Linked DNA regions of Homo sapiens: region 2 is linked to region 1. Evidence: read pairs that join two places in POLR2A ChIA-PET (ENCODE). Cell type or tissue: GM12878. All regions are shown on one strand.

Region 1 (8,000 bases):
TAAATGAGAACAGATCCAGATCAAGACACATTATGATGAATTTCAATACTCTGGGAATGAAGTTACACACTGGCTAAGTAGCTCTTTCCTTTCTAAGATGTGTATAGAGCAATTTGAATTCTAAGAATGGTTTTCCAAACTTATGAATGATTTGCTAAGGGACATCCAAAAGTATGAAATTGGGGCAAGGAAGCAATGCAGAATAATATCTGATGTAGACCCAGCAGACAAAAAGGAAATCCTGTGGGTAGAGCCAGAGGGTAAAAAGGAAAGTCATCTCCCACTAGGAAGGAAATACATTTAAATGCCTTAGTTTCCTTTGAAGGTGGTGGAGTTCCAGATGTACCTGCCTGCTCCCTACCTGTGTGTACCAAAGAGAAGAATAAAAGCTCTCAGCAACAGGGGAAACGACATTATTCACAAAGAAATAGGAAGTAGATTCACATATTACTTCAGTAATCGATACAATAGATACCAGTAGACAATGGCATAATGCTTTCAAAGTTTTAAGGGAAAGTAAACTAATAATTCTATACTCACGTTTTCTGAAATTCAGAGGTCGGGCATCACCAGCGTTGGTAAATTTATCAGCTTAATAATGACAAATAATAACAGGATTCCTGATTCTTCTGTTATTTTGCAGCGTCTCCTTAGCTTGTTGGCTTTGTGCTCAGGCTAGCTCCTCTATGGTGACAAGATATCCACGGTAGTTCTAGGAACCACAGTCAGAAATAACAGTCTGCAGAGGAAAATGGGAATGCCTTTTATTCAGAACTCCTGGAAGACTTATTTACCAAATTTTAACGTGTCTATTCCTAAACCAATCACTGTAAGGGTAATAGGTAGACCACTGCCTGTGGACACACGGACAAGGAGAATACCTGTACAAAGGAAGATGTTATTATGAAAAGTATTGGGGTGGGAGTAGATGAATGTTGTGACAGCCAGTAGTGTCTGCTGTACCAGCCATGTGAACAATTAAGTGTGTGAGTAAAATCAACATTTTCAGACATGTAAGAATTCAGGAAGTTTACTTCCCATATAGCCTTTCCAAAAAAAGAACAACTATTAAAGGATATCTCCAGCCAAACAACAAATGATCAAGAAATGGTTAAAATGTTGGATCCAACAAACTATGATAACCCAGTAGGGCAATGAAAAGAAATCCCAGTATAACAATTGTGGAGCCGATTTAGAAAGCAGCTGCCAACAATCAGAAGAAGCCACAGTGTCTTCAAAGAGAAAGTGATTCCATTACAGAAACTGTGTAGCTGAGAACTAATAATGGCTTTATCGTATGATGCTGCATATGCCTTTCCTTTTCTTTTTTTCTTCTTGGGAACTCTGGGAAAAATACAAAGTCATAATCCACATACAAAGGAAACAAAAATGTGTCTTGGTTCTCAGCAGTTGGTGGAGAGAAGGAACAGAGAGTCCACTTGATCTTCACACTTGAAACATTATTCTTCAAGTGGCACAGATTTCATGTGACAGGATCACATTTTGTTCTTTTGGGTTCAGTCAGACTTCTTGGTTCTGTACATTCCATCATATTTTCAGTGCTGTTTACTAGTTTTTATGTTTTAGAGTCAATTTAAAAACAAAGCATGGAAAATACAATAACAGAATATGATGTAAATTTATCAATCACATTTGGAGTCTAGGAGATGAAGTGGAAGGAATATAGGTGAGTCTTCGTGGGAGGTTTTAAAAGGGATACAGCAAGAAATAAAGATGTAAGTGCATTCGAGTTATGAAGGAATCCATCAGAAGAACTAAAGGGAGAAACAGATATGTTACCTCTAGAGCATGGACTGTCATGGGGGTGGAGTCAGAGTAAGACATCTCTACTCTTCCGTACTCATTTTTTTAAGCAAATGAATGTATTACTTTTGCGATAACCATTTTAGTACAAATATTGGCATATTATGGAGTAGAATACTGAGTAGTAAGCATTGGCACCGACAAAGCTGAGAAGCCCCAGTGGAAGTGCCATGTATTTCTGGTGAACAGTGTGCACTTGCACCTGTGTCAGTGTCTTCTCCCATCACCCAGACGCCTCTGCTGTCATCACAAGCCTCCCCATCACTCACATGTTGCTATCACACTGGAACTCAGCTTTGTCAGAAGACTTGCCCCTAAGTGAGGGTGAAGTTTCAGAGATGGCAAAAAGCCAGTTACCCTTGAAAATCCTTAAATTGCCCATCAAATACTCTACCTGCAGCACTAGAGACTGTGCTGCCTTCAATAAGCTTGGTAAAGCTGGTGTTCCCCCATTCAATTGTTGTTTCTTGCATTCACAAGCCACATGCTACCAAACCAAACTGAACCAACCGAACAAAAATGTCTTAATCTCTAGAATCCCACTCAAGATGTCAAAATGCTCACACTTGAAGAGAACTGCAGTGAGCCTCATGAAGGACTGGGGTATTCACATCCCTACCTCACGGTCACTCGAGGGCATGTGCTTTTGCAATGAAATGGTACATGCAATTGATCAGGCTCTCTCTCTGCTGTGGTGGAGATGGGGGTAAGCAGAGGGCATAGACCCAAGTCCATGTAAGTTGAATACTTGACTGACTCAGCTCTATTGTATTTCATAATTGTGCTTATTACTCAGAAAAACTCAGATTAGGCAGAAGCTTCTGTACACGTGGAAACACATATAGTCCAATGCTGAGAGTACTCATCAGAAGTTAGCCTAAGTTATGCTGCCTTCCTTCCCACTCCCTGCTGTGACCTTTGGTAAATCATAGAACTTCCTCTCTCTCAGTCTCAGTTTATCTTTCTCTAAATAGGAAATAAGTCGATAACATTTGGCTAGTACGGTCATTCTCAAATTGTGATCTAGGGGTCCCTGGGGGTCTCTGAGAAACCCATTCAGGGATCCATGAGGTCAAAAATACTTTTATAATAATACTAAGATGCAATTTGCCTTTTCCATTTTCATTCTCACGGGTGTACAGTGAAGCTTTACAGAGGTCACAGGACCTATGACATTGCAACAAACTTAATGCAGGGGCAGATTTTAGGATCCAGTTGTCTTCTATTAAGCCAGACATTAAAGAGACTCACTAAAGTGTGAAACAGCACCACTCTTTTCACAGTTTTTTTTTTTTTTTTTTGGCTTTGGAAAGTATAGTTATTTTTCATAAAATATGTTACTTATGTTAACATGTAATGAGGTTATTGACAATGAACTAATAAATATTTTAGTAATTTTTGTTTTACTTTCTGATATGGCAAATAATATAGATATTACCCCATAAACAAAGGCTCTTTGGGGTCTGCAGTAATTTTTAAGAATGTAAGGAGGTCCTGAGACCAGAGAGTTTCAGAACCGCTGCTCTGGTGCTTTGCAGTTAGCAGGGTACTTTCCCACACCTTATTTCATTGGTTCCTCTCGTCCCTGTCTCTTTCCTTGTCTCTTTCAGCCTCCCCCCACCCTCCACCCCTCACACCAACACATGCAACACATGCACACTGAAAGACACACCTGTAGTTTTTAGCTTGGTCTTCTGTCATATCTTGGTTTCCAAGTTTTGCTTCATATGGTTTTATCATCTGGAGGAAATGGGGAAGATTGCATGAAAACATCTAGCAATGATCCAACGATCTTTTCTAATGGTCAGCATTCATTTTTAACTTGTCGTGACCTTAAAGCTATCTGTGTAGAACTGTTTTATAGAAAAATATCTGGAACTGGAAATTCCCAGGAAAATCATAAAAAAGAAACTAGTTATGAAAGACTGGAGACCTTACTTCTAAACCACTCTCACTGAACCAGCCAAGAAGAGATTATCAGCTTTTGGCACAATTCTACATTTCTCACTTTAAGCTAGAAGCAAAAGTATTAAATTTTAGTTACCTCTAATAGTTGTGCAATTTTTAAACATGGTTGAAGGCTTTATTTGAAAGAAAGTATTGTCAGATGAGTAGTGCATTCAACTGATAGCAAAGATTTCTACAAGCAGCATCTTCACTAGTGATTCATAGTGCAATTCCAGCAACTTACTCTTTCCTGAATGTTGGTTGCAAAACAAGGTTATCAACCATTCAGATATCTTCAGAAAGATGCAGCATGGGAACCAACACTGGGGTCCTCCATGGGCGATGGAAACTTCTCTCCAGTTTATAAAGGTAGCCCCCCATCGTTTGAGCCTTTACAAAATAAATGAAGGCTGTGCACCCAAAGGTTTATCCTGGAATTTGCCTGACTCATTTATTCATTATATATATCTGTGTAGATATATATACACATAGACATATATATATACACATATGTGTGTATATATATACACATGTGTGTGTCATATATATGTATATGTGCATGTATACATATATATGTATGTGTGCGTGCGTGTGTCTGTGTGTGTACACCTACTATGTGCTGGGCATTACAGACTGCCATGACAGCAACTTGCTTTCCACTTGAGAGACATACAGAAAGCCCTGTACATTAGTAAGTGAATTATATAGATCTTTAGAAGGGCAAAATACTTTGGGAACAGTGAGCAAGGTAAGGGGAATCAGGGATACAGGGTAGCCTTGCTGAGATGATGACATTTAAGCCAAGCCCTGTATGGGGTAGGGTGGAGGGGGCAGTGCTCCCATCAGCGGGAATGGCCAGGGCAAAGTCCCTAAGGTGGAGTGTCCAGGACAGCAAGGAGGCCAGCGTGGGGATTTCCTGTCCCCTCTGAAACAGATATTGACCGTTCGAAGCAAAGGATTTAGAACTAGGCGACAGACATATTTACAGCAAACTCTAATATTTGAAACACATCTGTTAGGAGCTATTTTGCTTACTAAATGAGTTGCTGTAGCAGTCATCAAGATCACAATGGTGACTTGAAACACAGACTGCCAGGCTTCACCCCCAGAGTTTCTAAGTCAGTAGGTCCAGGGTGGAGCTTGAGGATTTGCAGCTCTAATGGGTTCACAGGTGATGCTGCTGCTGCTGCTTTGGTTACCATACTTTGAGAACCACTGCTCAATAGGTGATAGGATTTTCCTAATAGTTCCATGGTGTATTTTTAGGTATAATGTATTGACAACTTGCTTGGGAACATATCTTTATATAAGTAACTTACATTCCTGAAGAGTTCATGTGATCATACAGTATGGAGCTCAAGCGGTCGGCAGTTCTGACCCTTTGCCTTCCAAGCAACCATTCTGGCCCCATGATGCAATAGTAACTCAGAGAGGTTGCAGCTGCCCACGTCACCTAGTTGTTAGGTTTTTGGAAAGACGGTGATATACAAAAGTAATGAAAAAAAGCTCCCCTTTCTTCCTTATTTCTAGAACCACTGGATGTGCAAACATAATTAAATCTTGCTTTTTTATTAAAATAGGGAGGATACATTTTGCCCTTGACTGAGAAAATCAGAAGTCATGAGCCCCTGCTGTCTTTGCCACATATTAAGGCTTAGAATGCCTACAGTGGATGGATGTGGGCTCTACCTGTTTTGAACATGTGTGCTTCTGATTTCTTCCTGAGCTCTCTGATTTGCTTCCTTGATTTGTTTTCCTCTCCTCTTTCCTCCTGGGTCATGCCTGGGGCCTGCTCCACCACCTGGTTGGTGTCCACTTTGCAAAGGCGGACTTGCTGGGAGAGGTGGCAGTGAGGTTGTGTCCTCCTTTCCTTACTTGGCAGTTGCAGTGTGGAGGGGTGACCTACAACATGAGATGCCTTGTCACTCTGCCCGGATTTAGTACCTAACCTGAGACATTTGCATTGATTTGTTCCTTTTTTTGGTGGCAAAATTTGTGAGACAGAAAAACGACACATTTAACAGCAGCTTAATTTAACTAAAAATCTCAAGCTTATGTCTCCCCCAGAGGCATGTCCGAGGTTTTTTCTCTTTACTGTACTCTTGAGGTGACGAGAGTGCCTTTTTTTTTTTTTTGCCCTAAAAAGACATTTGCCTATTGACTTGGCCCCTTTACCTCCCTGCACCTTATAATCCTTGTCAGCAGCACAGGAAATGTGATCCTTCTTTAGAAAGGAGACCTCTGGAGGTTCTTGAACTCAATGGCCTGGTTTGCTGCCAATCTGGGCAGCCTCATGGGAGGGGCATGATTTCAGGATCTGTGCCAGGAAGGAGTGCCTGGGGGACTTGCTCCCAAGGTGGTTTGTCTTCTGTCGCCACTGTTCTCCCTTCTGGCTCTGTCAGTCGACTTCGATGTGCACGGACAAGGACCTCTTTGCTGAGTAAAGGACAGGGTGCTTTGGAAAACAGCTCAGAAACAACAGGGGCTCATTTATATTATGTTTTATTCTTTTGTATGATATTGTTTTTGAGAAGTCAGCTTTTTAGGTGGGGCACGTTGGCTCACGCCTGTAATCCCAGCACTTTGGGAGGCAGAGGAGGGTGGATCACCTGAGGTCAGGAGTTCGAGACCAGCCTGGCCAACATGATGAAACCTCATCTCTACTAAAAATACAAAAATTAGCTGAGCGTGGTGGTGCACACCTGCATTCCCAGCTACTCAGGAGGCTGAGACAAGAAGAATCGCTTGAACCTGGGAGGTGGAGGTTACAGTGAGCCGAGATTGTGCCACTGTACTCCAGCCTGGGCAACAGAGCAAGACTTCATCTCAAAAATTAAAAAAAAAGAAAAAAGAGAAGTCAGCTTTAAATATTAATTTCTAGATATTTAAAAATATTAGTTAGCAGTTAGAACAAAAAAAACCCAGAAATCTCTAAAAGATAATACTGAATGATGCTAATAAACTCACAGTCTCATATTAGGATTTGAATAAATGTATTTCTTGTCCTTACTGTCCAGCTACCATGTGCGGGTAAAATGCCAGAACCCTTTATTCTCAGGACCTTTCCCCCAGTGGAAAGGGGACACCTCTCAAAGCTCCATCTGCTGTATGAGCATGTGGGCAGGGTGGGAGGGGGAACCTGGAGCCAGAATGATGTCTGGATGTTTCCCTTTTGGGCTACTGACTTGTACAGGAGAGTGGAACCCCAGGGGTCCATCTGACTGGCCCTTGGAGGCAGTTCCCATATCTGGAGTCCCCTAAGCCATGGCAGGCCCCACTGGATCTGCTGATGGAATTGGCTGGGGCCTGGCATCTATATCTTAAAAGCACCCCTGAGTGATTCTAAGGGGCAGCCAAGGTTGAGAACAAAGTGTTCATGGGGAACCCTACTACCTTTGAGTCTGGTTTTTGAAGATCTCTGTCAGAGCCAGTCCTGATCTTTCCTGGCACCTGGACAGGTACAGGGATTTCCCAGCAACCGAGGTGTCATGTGGGCAGATGGGTGAAACTCCCTGAGTGGTGTTGTTTGCACTCTTTCGCGACTGACACAGCCAGCAGGAGTCTGTGTCTGTGAGAGGCCAGGGAAGGTGAGAAGGTCCTGCCCGTTCCCTTGGTTGCTGGGCCATCTGGGTCCCTGTCACTGGGGCCTCTGTTCTGAAGGTATCTGCTGATAGAAGCTGCAGTGGGTGGCAGAGGAGGAGGAGGTAATTTGGTCCCATCTTGGTATGATGTCCTCTGCGTCAGCGAGTCATTGTCAGACAGTTGCTAATTGTCACATTGTGTGTCTGATGATTCTCCTTTATTTTATTTTATTATTTTATTTTTTAAAAATAAAGACCTACCGTTTCTAAAGAGAACTGGCAGTCAATCAGAAAAGTGTGAGTTAAAAGCTTGTGGAAAGGGGGATTTGGGGCTACTTTTAGTGATTACAGGCAGGGGCATTGGTGCCCACCAATCAGAACAAGTGCAGGACATATGCTGGAATGGGGGCTTGGGTGTCCCCTGCCAGGCCCGGGCTACCCCCCAGTTGATGGATCATGGGGAATGTTTGGGGTTCCTGAGAGTGGGGTCAGGGCAGGGTGGGGGTAGTGGTGAGATACCCCGGAGACTTAGGCAGTGACTGTTTATCAAGTAGTACAAAATATTTCAATATTTTACCAAGCAGTATGTCTGTACAGGTGTATACCATCTAGATACCAGGGCTGCTTGTAAAAGATGCCAAAAATTCT
Region 2 (8,000 bases), 260 kb before region 1:
CTCATTCATGAGGACACCCTTCATAACCTAATCACCTTAAAGGCTCCACCTCCAAATATCATCACATTGGGAATTAGGTTTCAACATAAGAATTTTGAGGGGACGCAGATATTCAGTTGATTGTAACATCTTTAAGTTACTGCACTTTACCTTCAAATAGTATTAAACCATTTCATGTATAATGTAAGAATTTTATAAACCACGTCTTTCCAGTTCCTTTGACCCATCCTTTTTGCTATTGTTGTCATACATTTTACTTTTACATGGTTCCAAACTCCGTAATAAATTATATTTGCTTTATACAATTTATTTTTTATATTTTACAGTCTGAATATCTTCATACAGTTTTTTTTAAAGCATTAAATCTACCTTCATTTTTTACCATTTCCGGCACTGTTCATTTATTTTTGTGATCTGCATTTTTGTTTGATTTCATACTTCTGCCAAAAGAACTTCCTTATAACAGTGTCAGTGAGCCGAAATGAATTTTTTCAGCTTTTGTTTGGAAGTCTTTATTTTGCCTTTATTTTTGAGAGATATTTTCACTGCACAGGTTTTTTTTTCTTTCAGTATTTTAAGATGTCACTCCATTGCCTTCTGGCTTGCATAGTTTTTGAAAAGTCCACTGTAATTCTTACCTTTATTCCTTTATATATAATCTGCTTTCTCTGGCTGCCTTCAAGATGTTCTTTTTTTTGATTTTTAGCCCTTTCACTGTAATTAATATGGGGATGTGGATTTTTACTTTATTCTGCTTGGTGTTCTCTGAAATTCTTGCATATTTGGGTTGATGTCTTGCATTATTTTTTTGAAGATTCTTGACTGTTACTTCAGATTTTCCCTCTGCCCCATTCCTTTTTTTTCTCCTTCTGGGACTTTAATTGCATTTATCATCACACAGTTCTTGGATGATCTGTTTTGTTTTTGTTTTGCTCTTTGTGAATGTGCCAGTCTCTGTTTGGAAATTTCTGTTACTCTACCCTCAAAATTCTCTGAGCCTTTCCCTAGTTGTGTCTAGTTTAATGATGAGCCCATCTGAGGAATTTTAAAAATCTTTAATCATGTTTAATGTTTTTTATTTCTATCGTTTATATTTGTCTCTTTCTTTAGTTTTCACATTTCTGTTGAAATTCTCCATCTCTTTATGCAAGCAAGTTGTCCACTTTTTTTCTGCTAGACCCTTTAACATATTAAGCATGGTTATTTTAATTTTTTTTTTCTGATAGTTCTAACACCTGAGTCTTCTCTTGGGTTTTGTTGATTATTTTATCTCTTGGCAGTAAGTTTTCCTTTCTTTTCTATGTCTTATAATTGTTGCCTGAGACCAGATATCTGTGTAGAAGAATGGTAGACGTTGAGTTAAATAGTACTTGTACTTGTGAATGGACAAGCATCTTTTTTCTCAGGCCGTTCTTGTGGGGATTGAGTCTGTCTGTCAGTAATGTGGATTTTTTTAAAATTTATGTCTTTATCTTCAGTATACCACAAACTTTACATTCCTCCAGCAGTGGGCTCCTGTTAATTTGTGCTTGGAGAGGGTGCGGTAGGATTTTTTTGTTTTTTCATCTCTTTAGATTTTAGTTGTCTCTGCCCACCTTTTTACACATGGGGATTTCTCGTCCCTTCTCTGTCAGTAGACTGTGTTTGCTTGTTATTCAGTGGTATGCTTTTGGTAGAGGCAAGGAGTTTTCTCTGTTGTGTTGGTCCAGCCTTAGTCTTATGCAGACCCTCGAACTTAGGGTGGGCTGTTTCAGTGTTTCTTCCCTCAGCCAGACTAGTCTTGTGTATCTGTAGTTACTTTTGGGTGAGAGTTTCGCGCCTCTTCTCCAGGTGTAGCAGACCTCTACATGGTATCTGTATAGGATCCTGGGCCCAAGGTAGTTTCCTATACCTCTCCCAGAGTTCAAGGGATTTGCTTCTACTTTTCCTCCAGCAGCAGAACATCTTTGCCTATGTACTGGGTAAGGGTTTCCTATCCCTTCCTAGAGGCACCAGGGTTTTGTTTCCATTCTTCCCCCAGAAGCAGTGAATCTTTGCCAGAGTCCTATGGGTGACAGGTTTTGCTGCCTTTACTGCAAACTTGTTTTTTTGCTTTGTAAAATCTATGGAAGGTTGGTGGGCTTTGTCTCCTCACTGCCTGTCACTGTCAATCACTTTCTTCCTGTTTATGCCACTAGGGGAGACTTTCTTGGGTCTCCTTTCCTACCCCTATTTTTTCTTAGGAACACATGGTAAAGACCTATGGAGAAGAGCTTAAGAGTGTGTGGGAACTTCTCGTGTCTGGGGTTCTTGTTGCTCTAAAGTGACAGCCCCACGCTTGGCCTTTAAAATTTTAGCTAATTTCTTTTTAACTGCTTGGATGGTGGCCATCTCTTTTTCCTGTGCTCTGCCAAAGGTGATTTAGTTGTGTGTCCAGTTTCTCATTGAATAGCCTTGCTCCTCTTAGGAATGTGGTTTGGTTGCCTTGCAACCTGAGCTCTCTGATGTGGCTTAAAAATAGGTTTTTTTTGTTTATTTTTTTTAAAGCTTACCTAGGGTTTTCTCTTTGGGAGAGAGCATCATTCTTTGTAGCTGTTTACATCCCAAGCATAAGTTTTAAATTTCTGCTTTGGTAATAGATGGTCTTGAATTTATATTCTGTAGTCATCTTTTAAAAACGTTTAAAATTCCAATATTGTGCCTGAGGGAGATAAGTTTTATTATAGGCATTCTTGTTAGACTACTGAATTTTATATTAAACAATAAAGCAGATATTATGTCAAAATATGATCCCAGAAGGTACCATTCTAAGTAATGGCTAAATGCAGTTGGACCTCTTCTCTCCCAAATACTAGCCATTTGGGAACAAACCAAGATAATTTGAGAATGGGTTTTGGAGCATTTAATTGAGAAGAAATGGACTTTGGGGCATATTCTGTAAGAATTGGGGTACAGTCCTACCTATTCATGAACAAATTTCTTTTTCACAGACTCTGCAGGTTTCCAAGGGCATTTTCCTGCTACCCACCTTGGGTGTTCTTCCCTGCTACAATGAAGAATTTAGATGTTCTTCCCAGCTCCCTGTAGCCAGTATCTTTCCATGTGGTTTTCTTTTTTACAGATTGTGGTGAGAACCTAATAGGGTTCTATATGTTTTTTTGTAATAGAGCAGTGAATGTTTTTTTAAAGCATTTTTTAAACTAATTAATAAGTGGTAATACATGTGTCTTGCAGACCATTTGGACTTTGCAGAAAAGTAAAGAGAAGAAAATAGTCATCATCTTTAATTTCATGTAGAGTAACTTCTTACATTTTGCATTCTGGCTTATTTCCAAGAATAAATAAATAAAATAAGTACCACAATTAAAGTCATAATATGTATCATAATATGCCAATTTTATATTTGGAATTTAATATTTAACATTACATTACAGGCATCTTCCTGTATCAATAAAAGTCATAAGCACTTAAAATGCTACATATATTACATTTTATGAAATCCTCTAGAAATTATTTTCCAGTAACAGCTTCCCCTCATAGCATTCATAATTTGAAAGTCAGAAAGATTTAAATTTTAAGCTGATTAAAAAGTTTATTCCATTTGTAATTGTTTTGCAAAGCATAAAGATGTTTAGATTTCTAATTCTGTTTTTAAATTTGGGTTATGTTTTTTGGATTTTATTGACCTTATGGCTTTTCTTCTTTAATTCCAGAATTCCATACGACATAATCTGTCATTGAACAAATGTTTCCTTAAAGTGCCTCGATCTAAGGATGACCCTGGAAAGGTAGGATTCATCTTCTTAAAACAGTTGAATTCTTCAGTATGTCACTTGTCATGTTTGAATTAAGAACTTTTCCAGTTCATTGAATAGGAACCTCTGCAAAATAGTAAGTCCTCCCCCACCCTGCTCTAAAGCTTGTTAGAGAGTTTTAAGCTGTGGGAACCTAACTAGTGTATAGCTGTTGCACACCACAGTGCTGTTGTACTTTGCTGTTTCTAATCTAATCTTTGGTTGAAGTATTGTGTATTAAATTAAATTTGGTGATTGAGCTGCTTGTCAGGAACCATAATTCATTATTACATATAAGGGGTGCATCTCTGTGTAACTGGCAAAAAGTGGAAGTATTCTTACACTGGAATAAAACAGTTTCTCTGTTATTAGCCCATTTCTGAGTGTAATCAAGAAGAGTATTCTGTACTTGACTCTTCTTATCTCCTGACACCACTGCATTTTTCACGTTTTTAGCGTTTTTTCTATGGTGACTCCTCCCTTTTTTTGTTGTTTTAATAGCTAGTCAACTATAGTGTGACCTGAACTTGGTCCTAGTTGCTTGGTCTCTGAAACTTAAGAGTACTTGGTTGTACTGTATTTGGTTGTCAAGGTAAGTTACTAGATTAGGACTTTGAGACAGTGTATTTATTGGGAAGCACGATGCTTGTTTAGGTGGCTAGACTTCTTATATTTGTTTTTAGGCTAACTGATTTTGGAAGAATCTTTCTAAAATGTAACCCTGGTCATGTAAGCACCTTGCTTAAAAGTATTCCTTAGTGTCCAGGAGGTGTTTACTTTCTCTTCTTGTAAAATATTCTTTACTGTTTTTTTCTCAATCTGCCTTTCTAGCTATAATTCACCTCATTCAAGACTCATCATGAAGAACTACTTGAAGTTTTCCAAACATGCTATTCATATGGTCTTCTGTACAAATTTCCTTGCTTTACTTGTCTAGACTGCTTCTTATCTTTCAGTATTGAGCTGCAACATGACTTCTCTGAGGCTTTTTTGTTTCCCCATACTTCAGCTGAATTTGTTGCTCCCTCTTTTGAGTTCTTTTTATTTTGTAGCGACCGTCATCATTGTAGTAGCTCCTAATTGGACTCTCAATGGCTGGGCTCGATCCCTCCAGTTTATATTAACTTTCACATAGTAGGCAGCAATCTTCAAAAAAAAAAAAAAAAAAAAAAAAAAAAGTTAACCTACTCATATGGTCTCTTTTTTTCAAGCTCTTTGTTAGTTATCTACTGCCCTTAAAATCTAAATTTATGCAAGTAGGGTTCATGTGTATCTTGTTCACTGTTTAGACCCAGTTGCTTGCACAGTGGCTGATGGCACTGAGGAGACACCCTTGTTGAATGAATGAATATACTGTATCCTCTGTTAGACTGTTAACTTCTTGAAGTTAGAGATGAAGAGTTATTCGTTTCTATCTTTAGGCAGTTTTTCTGAAGTAATGAACATTTTATAGCACTTTTTATCATCTGTCTGCTCCGTCAAGTTGGTTCTCAGTAAGATTGAACAGATTATTATAATAGTCTTGTAAGAAATTGTTTCTCTATGTTTTTAACTTTGAGATTCTGAATAGGAATTGGTGCACCTTTTCCTTTAAAGGAAAGGAGGCTTATTACAAAAAGATAATTAGATTTTAAAAATAAATTCTTTATCACATTTCCTATAGGCAATGAGTATATATGAATCAGACTGAAAAATATTTTTAAGAGACTTCAGAGATTATTTACTAGAGTCCTGTGAAGTTACTATTTGGGTTCTGTAAACATTTTGGTTCTGATTGGATTTTTAAATGAATTTGAAATAATTAAAAAAAATTAAAAATCAGTACACATGAATGCTTAATTCTATCATGTACTTGATTTTAACCAATTGGAGACTCTTAAAAATGTGTCATGTCAGGTATTTTTCTTTTGTGTAGAAGTTTAAGCTTTTGTTCATCTTTAATATATGGGGTAAGACAGATATGGAAAACATGTTACTCTTTGCAACTCTTCTTTTTGAATCAGGATTCTCAATGTGCAACTAAAACAAAATACAGAAATAAATTGAGTCCTGAGAGGCTAATGAGAGCTTTCATCTTTTACCAGTAGTTTTCAGTTTTAAGGTTTTGTATGTATTAAAACACCTCATTCTTATTGATTTTGGTCATAATAAGTAAATATCATACATTTGATTTTATAAAGTACATTTGTAGTAGTAATTTTTCTTTTCAGTCTCAAAGTGAGGTTTATTTTATTTGTTTGTTTATTTGTTTGTTAATTTTGAGACGGAGTCTCACTCTGTTGCCCAGGCTGGAGTGCAGTGGTGCAGTCTCAGCTCACTGCAGCCTCCGTCTCCCGGGTTTAAGCAATTCTCCTGCCTCAGCCTCCTGAGTAGCTGGGACTACCGGTGTACATCATCATGCCTGGCTAACTTTTGTATTTTTAGTAGAGATGGGGTTTCACCATCTTGGCCAAGCTGGTGTCAAACTCCTGACCTCAAGTGATAGGACCACCTCGGCCTCCCAAAGTGCTGGGATTACAGGCGTGAGCTGCCGCACCTGGCCACAAAGCGAGGTTTAAATACATTTTTCTCTTTGATTTTGGTCAGACATAGATGTAAATTTGGTCTTATAAAATACATTTATGTGAATAAAGTCATTTTTATTTTTGATTTCAAAATGAGATTTTGTTTTTTAAGAAAACACAAAATTCCACTGCTTTAAAAAAGCTTTGAAGACTTCAGCTCAAGCCCATTTCATAAAAGAAGAAACTAAGGCCAGTAGATGAGGAACAGCTTGCTCAGGTTCATTGTGGAATTAGAACCCAGGCATATTCGCCAGACATACTTGTCAGTCACAGAAACTCAATACAAACTAACTTAAAGGGAAAAGTACTTAAGGAAGAACTGGAGCCAGGTTCTTAAATTATATCACCAGGAATGTCTCTTCATCCATTAGTTGTGCTAACTTCTCTGATAGCTTCATTTTCAGTCCAATTAGTGGCAAGTATGTCTTTCAGCAGCTTCTGGTTTATATTCCACCAGCTGAGTAACACTTAACAGAGAGAGTAGGCCTGGTGTTCACCCCGTCACCCCCCAAATCACCTGGAATTACAGAAAAAGTCTTAGAATGAATGTTGAACAAGCAAAGCACAGTTGGTTTCTTAGTTCTTAGATTAGTACTTTTTCCATGATATCAGTCTTCCTTGAGAGGGAGACCAAAATGTTAGTTAAGTTTTGGTACTTATGAATTGTTGTTTCTTTTTGTATTACAGTGTTTCCTGACATTTGAGGAGCTTTTCCAAAACCACCCTCACCACAGTGGGAGAAAACCATTGAGCGAAGTTGGGGTGGGAGTAGATTTTGGTCTTGGGTATGGGACGGACTTTATAACCCCTTAGGATTTTGCTAGCTGCTGCCATGACTTAGGTCAAGAGGTAGAAGTAGCTCGTATAGCATCTTCTCTGTATTTTCACGATACAGCTTTCTGTTCATTGTATTACCAGAGAGGTGTGAAGAACAACCTAATCTTGAAGTGTATTGTTGAATCATAGATGTTTTTATGTGGCTATCTATTCCTTACTTAATCCTTCATTTTCAAGAAGATTGTGTCGTAAAAGCCCTTAAAATTTGGTACCCTTTATGTACATTGGTGGTCTGAGATTCATTTTTCTCACCTCTTTACAACTAATTTCAAGCAGCTATGTTACCACTTTATTAAAAAAAACACACACACACACAAAATGAAATTCAGTTTTGCATCCACTTTGCTGCTTTTTTGGGGACAGATTTGTTTTTCTTTTCTCTTGATTATACCCTTTTTACCCTGTCTATACATTCTGCAGTCTATCTCCATTTTTTAAATCCCGTCTTTTGTCTCTTCTCTTTTCATTAGTTCTGTTTTCTCTATATTTGTCTTTTTTTTTTTAAATTCTTTGGGTTATAAGTCTTATTGTGTAATTCATACATGTGTCTTAATTATCTTAAAGGTAAATATTTACATCAGGGAAAAGCAGATTACTGGCTAAATATAGTTTAAAAAATATAATTTTCTTTCTCTGCTTTTCAGCTTAACCTTTTCTCAATTTTGTTTCCCTTTCTTCAGTTCAGAGAAATGATCTTTGACTTGAAAGGAACTAAAGGATTATAGGGCTTAGTTTCAACAGTTATCTAAACTTAGTAGCAGTGGGCTCTAATAGAACTGAGAAAATAGCTAAGAAGTTTAAAACCACATGAAGGCCACCTGACTAT

The links. Peaks named below come from ENCODE experiments on the same cell type or tissue, not always from the same donor. Only the 100,000 strongest peaks of a DNase experiment are listed, where the experiment ranks them.
Region 2: POLR2A ChIA-PET joins it to region 1 with 7 read pairs; 2 of 35 experiments call an interaction of 5 or more read pairs at or near these places.

The regions. Positions count from the first base shown.
Region 1 is chr1:42,001,693-42,009,692 of GRCh38, reverse strand. It overlaps a transcript of HIVEP3 not described here. Among named protein-coding and RNA genes, the nearest start is that of HIVEP3, 87 kb to the right of the region's middle. RefSeq lists an enhancer at 7,205-7,284. In GM12878, no CTCF peak of the experiment used is centred here; a DNase peak (open chromatin) is centred at 3,445; H3K4me3 peaks cover 645 bases; H3K27ac peaks cover 3,550 bases.
Region 2 is chr1:42,260,882-42,268,881 of GRCh38, reverse strand. FOXJ3 (forkhead box J3) reads left to right here. Exons shown (of 13, transcript NM_014947.5): 4 at 3,693-3,767. Among named protein-coding and RNA genes, the nearest start is that of FOXJ3, 70 kb to the left of the region's middle. In GM12878, no CTCF peak of the experiment used is centred here; a DNase peak (open chromatin) is centred at 7,931; H3K4me3 peaks cover 452 bases; H3K27ac peaks cover 541 bases.